Linked DNA regions of Homo sapiens: region 2 is linked to region 1. The links are chromatin loops, found by intact Hi-C in ENCODE. Cell type or tissue: heart right ventricle. All regions are shown on one strand. Each heading gives the region's core, and the rest is flanking DNA. Links, peaks and the distances in the headings are about the cores only. Region 1 has its middle 49 kb from the start of CCDC182. Region 2 has its middle 51 kb from the start of MSI2.

Evidence for each region. Peaks named below come from ENCODE experiments on the same cell type or tissue, not always from the same donor. Only the 100,000 strongest peaks of a DNase experiment are listed, where the experiment ranks them.
Region 2: it touches region 1 in a loop (2.2-fold over the local background); 1 of 110 quality-filtered maps calls a loop at or near these places.

Annotation. Positions count from the first base shown.
Region 1 is chr17:57,693,761-57,698,152 of GRCh38, forward strand. It overlaps a transcript of MSI2 not described here. Among named protein-coding and RNA genes, the nearest start is that of CCDC182, 49 kb to the right of the region's middle. In heart right ventricle, for the core only: no CTCF peak of the experiment used is centred there; a DNase peak (open chromatin) is centred at 2,464.
Region 2 is chr17:57,203,149-57,207,540 of GRCh38, forward strand. No RefSeq gene overlaps it. Among named protein-coding and RNA genes, the nearest start is that of MSI2, 51 kb to the right of the region's middle. In heart right ventricle, for the core only: no CTCF peak of the experiment used is centred there; no DNase peak of the experiment used is centred there.

The sequences.
Region 1 (4,392 bases), core at 178-4,177:
GTGTCTCATGACTTTTGATTGAAAGCAAAACATCTTTAGAACAGTAAAGGCTGTAGTAAATATGCATGCCTCTTTTTCTGCTAGGCAAGGGATCTGCAAACTATGGTCCTTGGGCCAAATCAGGCCTGTTGCCTATTTTTGTATGGCCTATGAGTTAAGAATGGTTTTTATATTTTTAAATGTGTCAAATGGATATCAAAAGAAGAATAGTAATTATACAACATAAGACAATTATATAAAACTCAAATTTCAGTGTCTATAAATAAAGATTTATTGGAACATAACCATGTTCATTCATTTACATATTGTCTATGGCTGCTTTCATGCTTCAACAGCAGAGTTGAATAGTTGCAACAGAGCCCACATGGCCCACAACACCTAAAATATTTGCTATATACTGGTCCTTTGTAGACAAAGTTTGCCCCTTGATGTGGGTGGTTGAGTCAATCTAGTCAGAAGTTGACTTGGATTTGGGTTTTGCTGCTCTAGGTTTGGGTTTTATCTTCAGTGCACCACCAGCTTTAAATTCCTCTAGCATTTTCTTATTCTTAAGATGGAGGCTGGGTTGCCAGAGGGTTTTTCTCAGTGTTTCTGCTTCACTCTTAGCCTTAGGCCTTCCTTGTGTGCTTGTGCCTTAGCCTTGTCCCTGGGTGTTGTGATCTGCCCGTCTCCCAGCAGAAGGAGATTCCTCTTAGTCTGGTCCCAGATGGTTTCCTTCCCTCCTCCCGAAAGCTAAGGCTTTTGTTACATGGAGGACAAAACCCAGTGTAAGCTCCATGTTTTTCCAGGCTGTGGGGAATGGGCTAATTAACAGTTTTGCCACTTTTTGGCAAAATACCTTTTTTTTTTAGAAGGCTAAGCACAAACAAAATTAAGACATACATTGAAAGTATGTTCATGCTAAACCTATCACAGATCTGTACATCACTCTGTAGGATTAGGCAGATTAAAGTAGCTCATCAGTACACAACATGGCCTTAGAATCCCTGGCCCCTTTTTGGTTTAACCAGACTTAAGTTCCATGAACTCCCTGGCTTGATAGGTTAACTGCAGTCCCAGACCTCTGGTTGCTTAACTCACCCCTGGTCCTAACCAATGTGTACATCCTCAGGTTCAGTGAGTACTATGCCAATGCTTAAAAATAATTAATAACTCATGCAATGATTATGTGAATTTGCACTAAATGTAAGTGCTATAATTATGTCAAATCAAAAGCTGAGCATAGAACATAGAAAATCTTCGGGGAGATAAATTGAACCCTTTGGTTTCATTGAGGAAAAATCATCAAATCACAGCATGTCATAGCTGAAAAAGCACTTTGAGAACATCTAGTTTACCTGCTTCACTTAACCAATGAGATAACCAAGGCTCAGAGAAAAGTAACATGAGAAAGTTCACACAGCTAGTTAATAGTGTGGGAACTATTACCTTTCGAATTAAAAGTAGGGAGGAGGCAGGGAGCCTCTGGGTCTTTGTGGAAGGGGGCGGAATATTGGGAGGAAGAGTCCCAGGCCTGCTTCTATTTCTAACTAGCTGTGTGGCCTAGCTAGTGAGTATGACTCAGTCTCCCTCTCTGCCATCTGTCTGCCCTGCCCCTTTCCTGGGGATTATATTAGCTGAGAGGTGTAATGGCACTTCATTAAGACCTTGGGGGAGCTGTGCTACAGGGATCCTGCGGTCACCCAGGACTTACTTCCCTCCATTTTCTGAAGATGAGGCTCAGGGCACAGCCCGATGCAGTGAGACAAAGAAGACAGGTACAGAGTCCAGCTCCTCAGCCTGGAGGTTCCTGCCCTTGACTAGTATAGGCACCGTCTCTTCTGGATCAGTCAGGGTCTCATCAGGAAACCAGAAGCAGAGCTCTCTGTGAACAGAGATAAATTAACATAAGGACTCGATTAAAAACCTCTGAGGGCATCACAAGGGTGATTCTAGGGATACCCCCTATATTAGTCTGCTGTGGTTGCCATAACAAAATACCATATACTGGGTGGCTTAAACAACAGACATTTATTTTCTCATAGTTCTAGAAACTGGAAGTCCAAGATCAGGGCGCTGACTGTTCTGGCTTCTGGTGACGGCTCTCTTCCTGGCTTGTAGATGACCACCTTTTCCACTGTTTCCTCACACGGCCTCTCCTCACTGTGCGTGTGTGTGGTGAGAGAGAGAGAGCTCTCTGGTGTCCCTTCTTATAGGAACACTAATCCTATCGGATCATGGTCCCACTCTTATGACCTCATTAACCTTAGTTACTTCCTTGGAGGCTTCACCTCCAGATACAGCCACACTGGGGGTTAGGGTTTCAAAATAGGAATTTGGGGAGACATGAATATTCGGTTCCTAACACCCCCCCAAAAAAGCTGGAAACTGGAACCTATTGTCACTACTAGGTGAAGACCCACTGCTGAGGCATGCTGCCTGGAGCAGTAAGTAGACAGGAAGAAGGATGTCCTTCCTCCCTCCTCCCGCCATGTTGGGAGAGCCTGGCATGGATCCAGCTGGCAAAGTGGCAATGTCACGGCAGAGTGTGGAAGGCTGAGTGTGGAGCTGAGAGGAACCCTCTCCAGCCAAGACAGACCATGGAACCAGAGCAATCAAACATTTATTGAGTACTTATTATGTAAAATAGTAAAAGTCACATTCACTCCCCAGGATTACCTAAAATCTTGAAAGTCATATTAAAGTTTTTAGAATTAGAGCTGGGCTCAGTGGTTCATGCTAGCAATCCCAATGTTTTGGGAGGCCAAGGCAGGAGGATCTCTTGAGGAGTTCCAGGCTGCCTGGGGAACATAGCAAGACCCCTATCTCTACAAAAAAATTAAAAATTAATCAGGCATGCCAGCAGGTGCCTGTAATTCCAGCTGCTTGGGAGGCTGAGGCAAGAGGATCACTTGAGCCCAGGAGTTCAAGGCTGCAGTGAGCTACAATGGCACCACTGCACTGCAGCCTGGGCCACAGAGCAAGACCTTATCTCTAAAAAATAAACAATTTTAAAAATAAATAAAGAATTAGGCATTTGGTCAGTGGGCACTGGGGTAATATGGATTTGAGTAAAGGGGTGATGTGATCAGCTATCCTTTCTTCCTTCACCCAGTCCTACCCATCCTTCTTCCCCAAACTCTTGGCACACTCTAGACTCTCCTCTTTTACATTGCATACCTTCTCTGCTCATTTGCTATACATCAGCAACTTAATACACAGCATGATGAGCTTAGGAGAATATTCCATGGGACCAGAGCTATCTCTGTAGCTTCACTGTAAGCCAGGGAGGGGGTGTGAGGTTTAGACCATGGAAGGTCCTTAGGGGATGTGGTGAGAGTGAGATGGGAAGTACCTGGTCAGACCCACCCCATCAACAGCCTGTCTTCATCCTCGCCAGCAGGACACACACACACACACACACAGGCTCTCTCCTCACATATGCACAGTCAAGTCCTCTCTCATTTGCACACTCCCACACTCACACCCACACTCCCCTGTGCCCTCACAGTCTCACACACCCTCTGAGACTCACACCCCTCACACACTCTACACACTCACATGGACCCACTCACACTCACTTTACTCACACTCAGCCCTCTCACTCACACCCATGGCCACTCCCACTCCCACGTTCTCACAGCTTCACGCACTCCTGCTCAGTCTTCGCCCACACTCTCTCCCCCTCACTCGCAGACACTCGCTCTCTCACACTCTTGCTCTCACACTTATCCTGCCATTCCCACATTCCCACTGCTTCCCTCACACTCCCACCCCCTTGAAGTCGCCCTACCCATCATTCAGTCACTCGGTGTATTAGTCCATTTTCATACTGCTGATAAAGACATACCCAAGACTGGGTAACTTATAAAGAAAAAGAGTTTTAAATGGACTCACGGTCTCACGTAGTTGGGGAGGCCTCACAATCATGGTAGAAGGTGAAAAGTGCATCTTACATGGTGGCTGACAAGGGAGAATGAGAGCTAAGCAAAAGGGGTTTCCCTTATAAAAACATCAGATCTCCTGAGACTTATTCACTACCATGAGAACAGTACGGGGGAAACCGCCCCCATGATTCAATTATCTGCCACTGGGTCCCTCCAACAACACGTGGGAATTATGAGAGCTACAATTCAATATGAGATTTGGGTGGGGACACAGCCAAACCATATCACTCGGGCACCTGCACCCCTCCTTCATGCCCACTTTGAATCATACCCATGCCTTCACTCCCTCCCTCACTGCCTCCCACACTCACGGCTGTCACACTTGCTCACCTCCCTGTCTCTGGCTTGCTCACTGTTACCACACATTGCCACACTCTCCCACAGACACCCTCTCAGCAGGATTCTGCCCTCCCACCTTCCTGTCACTCTTCCCTTCTTCAAGGCTCTCTTCCTCACTCAGCAAATC
Region 2 (4,392 bases), core at 64-4,063, 490 kb before region 1:
TACATAAGCAGTGCAAAGGAGAATGATGAAATCAAGCATATATAATGGCGTGAAAGAAGGCAGCTCCCTCATGCTGGTCTGTACCTCACACTGGGGCATCAGTACCTCACAGAGGAGGTCTGTACTTACAGAGGAGGCCTGGGCCTCACAGAGAAGCCTGGACCTCACAGAGGCCGGCCTGAAGTTGGCAGTCCCAGCAGCTTACACAATGGAAGGGATTTGTTACTTCAGAGGAGCAGCCTTGCTATATTTTATACCTTTTTATTGTTGTCCAGGAGAGGCTCATACCTCACAGAGGCATTATGTCAGAACCCAAGGATCTGCCTTATCATGAAAATAATTTCTTACTTCCACCCCTCTGTGCTTTAACCCTTACTGCACCATCAAGGTTATCCCACAGTTCTGTGGGCTGACCATAGCCCTGCCTTGTCACCAGCACAGGCAGGAGAGGGCATTTTGATGAACCATGAGAGATAGGGATTTGACATTCTGACTGCCCTGTCCACTGGGATGCTTTCTCCTACCTCCAAGCCCAAGAGGAACACATACTTTTCTGGGTACCTCGGCACACCTCTGTCACTGATGACTCCTGCTATAAATGTTCACATGCACATCTGCCCCTGGGCACCTGTGACCTCTGCGCTGGCAGGGATTGTGTTTTATTCATTTGGTTTTCCCCAGCACCTAGACCATAGTAGCCCCTCAAATGTTTGCTGTATAAATACATGAATGAATGAATGAATGAATATAGGAATTTAATCTGCAGCTTTGCACAAGCAAGCACTGCACCACAACTGGCCGGCACTGAGTTACTGTAGGTAAAGTGTGTGCATGCAAGTAGAGGCACCAAAAAATCAGTAGGAAACTGAAAAACAGAGTCTTGTATCCAATGGCATCAAGCTTCATCCTGGTGGAGCAAGGTGGGTATCAGCAGTCCCATCCGCTGGAGATGCTGTCTTCCACGTGCCTGGGCCGCAGACTGAGGCCTTTCCCTAACCTGCACTGGAGTGTCCCGTTTGATTGATGGCTTTATTTCTACCTCCATTTCCAGGAATGGGAGCCTGGTCCTAGTCCACCTCCATTTACTGGTTAGGGCCTAGACTTTGCCCAACTCCTCACCAACCCCTTTCTTCTGGAGGCTTCCTGTGGCTTCCTTGCATCCCCATCTCTAAAACATCTGGACCTGATGGGCAATAGCCTGGTGTGAAGAGCATCGGGAAATCTCATGGCCAAATCGGACCCCCGTGGCCTTGGATGCCAGCCTCAATCAGATCTACATTCGAAGTGTCTCCTGCCTTTCCTTCCCCAAAGCCTCCTGGGCAGCCTACTCCCACAGCCAGAGGTGGGTGGGGAAGGCGAGGGCCCCAATGCTGGAGTGGACATTTTTGGGTTTGGATCTTGACTCTGACACTGACCAGCTGAGTGGTCTTGGGAAAGTTATTTCATCTCAGTTTCCTCATCAGTCAACTAATAATACGATCTCATCGGAAAGAGAGAATTAAGTGAGATCACTTAGCAGATACACAAAACCATATCAATTCTTTTCCCTTATGCTCTTGGACCCCTACCTCTTCCTAAATTTCTTCTTCTCCACTTATCTTTGAAATGCAGGATTCAAAGTGCCTTGCAGTCTGAGAAAGAGCCAGAGAGACGTTCTCCTTGAGTCCTACTCTGCAACCAAGCCTTTCCGAGTGGCTGCTCTCTTGTATACTGGGGAAGGGAGGATGATGTTAACCAAAAGGACCCAGCAGCAGACATGAGGAGCAACAAAGCACAAGACAAGCACACAGAGCACAAGTTGCTGAAAAGGGCACAGACGGCACAGCACATTCTGCCCAAGCTGGAGAGACAAACATGATTAGAAAGAGATAGAATGGAATACACTCCTGACGTCAGTGGGCAAGAGGGGACGAAGCAATAAAGGGAAAATGCTGTAAAGGAAAACTGGAATTTCATTTTCACGGTTGATTCTCAATTACTCAGGCTTGGTGGGAGGCTACACTTGTACCAAATGTAGCACCCAGAGTACGTGGCCGCTCCTCTTCCTGGAAACAGAGTAATGGTTGCCATTCACTTTCTGATCTATTCAGTAAGTCCCTGGTGGGATCCTTCAGAAAGAGAAAGGGCGACATCCATTATGCTGCTAGTTTCCTGCCCTTTCCACTTGTTTCCATTTCTATCTCCTTCTCTTCCTGCCATTTACCACAGCCAAGTACATAGAATGACAAGAGATTCAGTGATGGTTGTCCTCAATTTCCAGTTTAATTCAGATTGTTTTCTGTGGAAAAAAAAAATTCCCAAGGCTGATCTTTCTTTCTTTCTTTCTTTCTTTCTTTCTTTCTTTCTTTTTTTTTTTTTTTGAGACAGGGTCTTACTTTGTCACCCAGGCTGGAATGCGTTGGGAGTGATCTCGGCTCGCCGCAACCTTCGCCTTCTGGGTTCAAGTGATTCTTCTGCCTCAGCCTCCTGAGTAGCTGGGATTACAGCCACCCGCCACCACACCTGGCTAATTTTTGTATTTTCAGTAGAGATGGGGTTTCGCCATGTTGGCTAGGCTGGTCTTGAACTCCTGACCTCAAGCGGTCTGCCCGCCTTGGCCTCCCAAAGTTCTGGGATTACAGGCGTGAGCCACTGCGTCCAGCCCCAAGGTTGATCTTTCAAGAAGAATCATTTAGTTACTTTTTGTGTTGTTTATTCCCCCAGTATCACCTATAATATGTTAATCACAAGAGGGGATGCAGGAGGAGTTAAGATGAGCTACTTAGTCCACATAGTCTGGTAAGAGAGTCAGGGATGTAGACAAATGATTCTAGGACAAGATATGCTAAAGCTGCCACAAAGGGCTGTTCAAAGTGCTATGGGAATACCAAGAAATGAGTGACTGCCAGTCTCAAAAGAGAAACTGCTTGAGCTGTCTTAAAGGATGAACCCCTTTGCTCAGATTTACAGATGGTCAGAAAACATTCCAAATGGAGAGAGCAATTCAACAACGGTTCAGATGCGTGGATTGGCCTAACTTATGGGAGAATTTGGTTTGGCTAGAATACAAGGTATTTGGGGGAAGTAGCAAGAGCTGGAGCTAGATAGCTTAGCTGAAGCCTGATTACTGCATTCACAAATATTTACTGAGCACCTGCTATGCACCAGGGGCCGTTCTATGTGCTTGGGACAGAAGAATCCTTGAGAGCACCATGGGCCCTGCCATCTCAGGGCACACTCACCATAAGGCCTGCAAAGGGAGAGAAGCAATCAGTTGCCAAACCGGGAAGTGCCTTTCAACGCTGTGCAAGGGAATGCTATCTTACTGCAGTAGAAGCTCAGGGACCATTGAAAGATTTTAAATAAAGGAATGTAATGCTCATTTTGACACTGTAGAGAATCCATGGAACATGGAGTGAAGATAAGTAAAACTGGGGACAGGGGACTAGTTAGGAGGCTACTGTTATAATCTAACTGGCATATGACAAAAACACTGAGCTAAGCAGGAGAGGTGTTTCAGGAAGTGACCTGGATAGACAACAATAACATAATAGCAACCTGATAGCTGCTCTTAAGCAAAGAGCTCTCTTTTTAAATTATTGTAGTAAAATACACATAACATAAAATTTACCATTTAACCACTTTTCAGTGTATAATTCAGTTGCATTTGATACATTCACAGAGTTGTACAACTATCACCACTATCTTGTTCCAGAATATTTTCATCACCCTGAAAGGAAACTCCATACTTACAAAGCAGTCACTCCCCATTCCCCTCTCCCTCACCTCCTGGCAATCATCAGTCTGCTTTCTGTCTCTATAGATTTGCCTACCCTGAATATTTCATATAATTAGAATTATACAATATGTGGCCTTTTGTGTCTGGATTCTTTCACTTAGCATAATGTTTGCAAGATTCATCCATGTCATAGCACAGATCAGTTACTGCATTCCTCTTTATGGCTGAATAATATTCCATCGTATGGATATACCATATTTCATTTATCCATTCTTAAGCTGATGAACATTCAGATTGTTTCTACCTTTTGACTATTGTGAATAGTATGTGCTACTGTGAACATTCATGTACAAGTTTTTGCTTAAACACCTGTTTTCAATTCTTTGGGGTATATGCCCAGGAGTGAAATTGCTGAGACCCCTCTTTTTAATTTATAACTTTTAGTTCCCAGGAAAATTCATTTTTTAGAAAACTTACACAAAAGCTTTGTTCACTTGCTGGGGGATTATGAATGATAGGGGAGTATTTCTTTCAGTTTGTAATTTCGCTGGGATCAGTTTCAACACTAAGCTTTTGCTCAGGGCCTGCCTGACTCTGATCTGCAAGAAGTGATCTCCAGCTGGGGCCTGATTTTGTTGAAGTGGCCACAGAAGCAAATTGTCATGGGCTCCTTG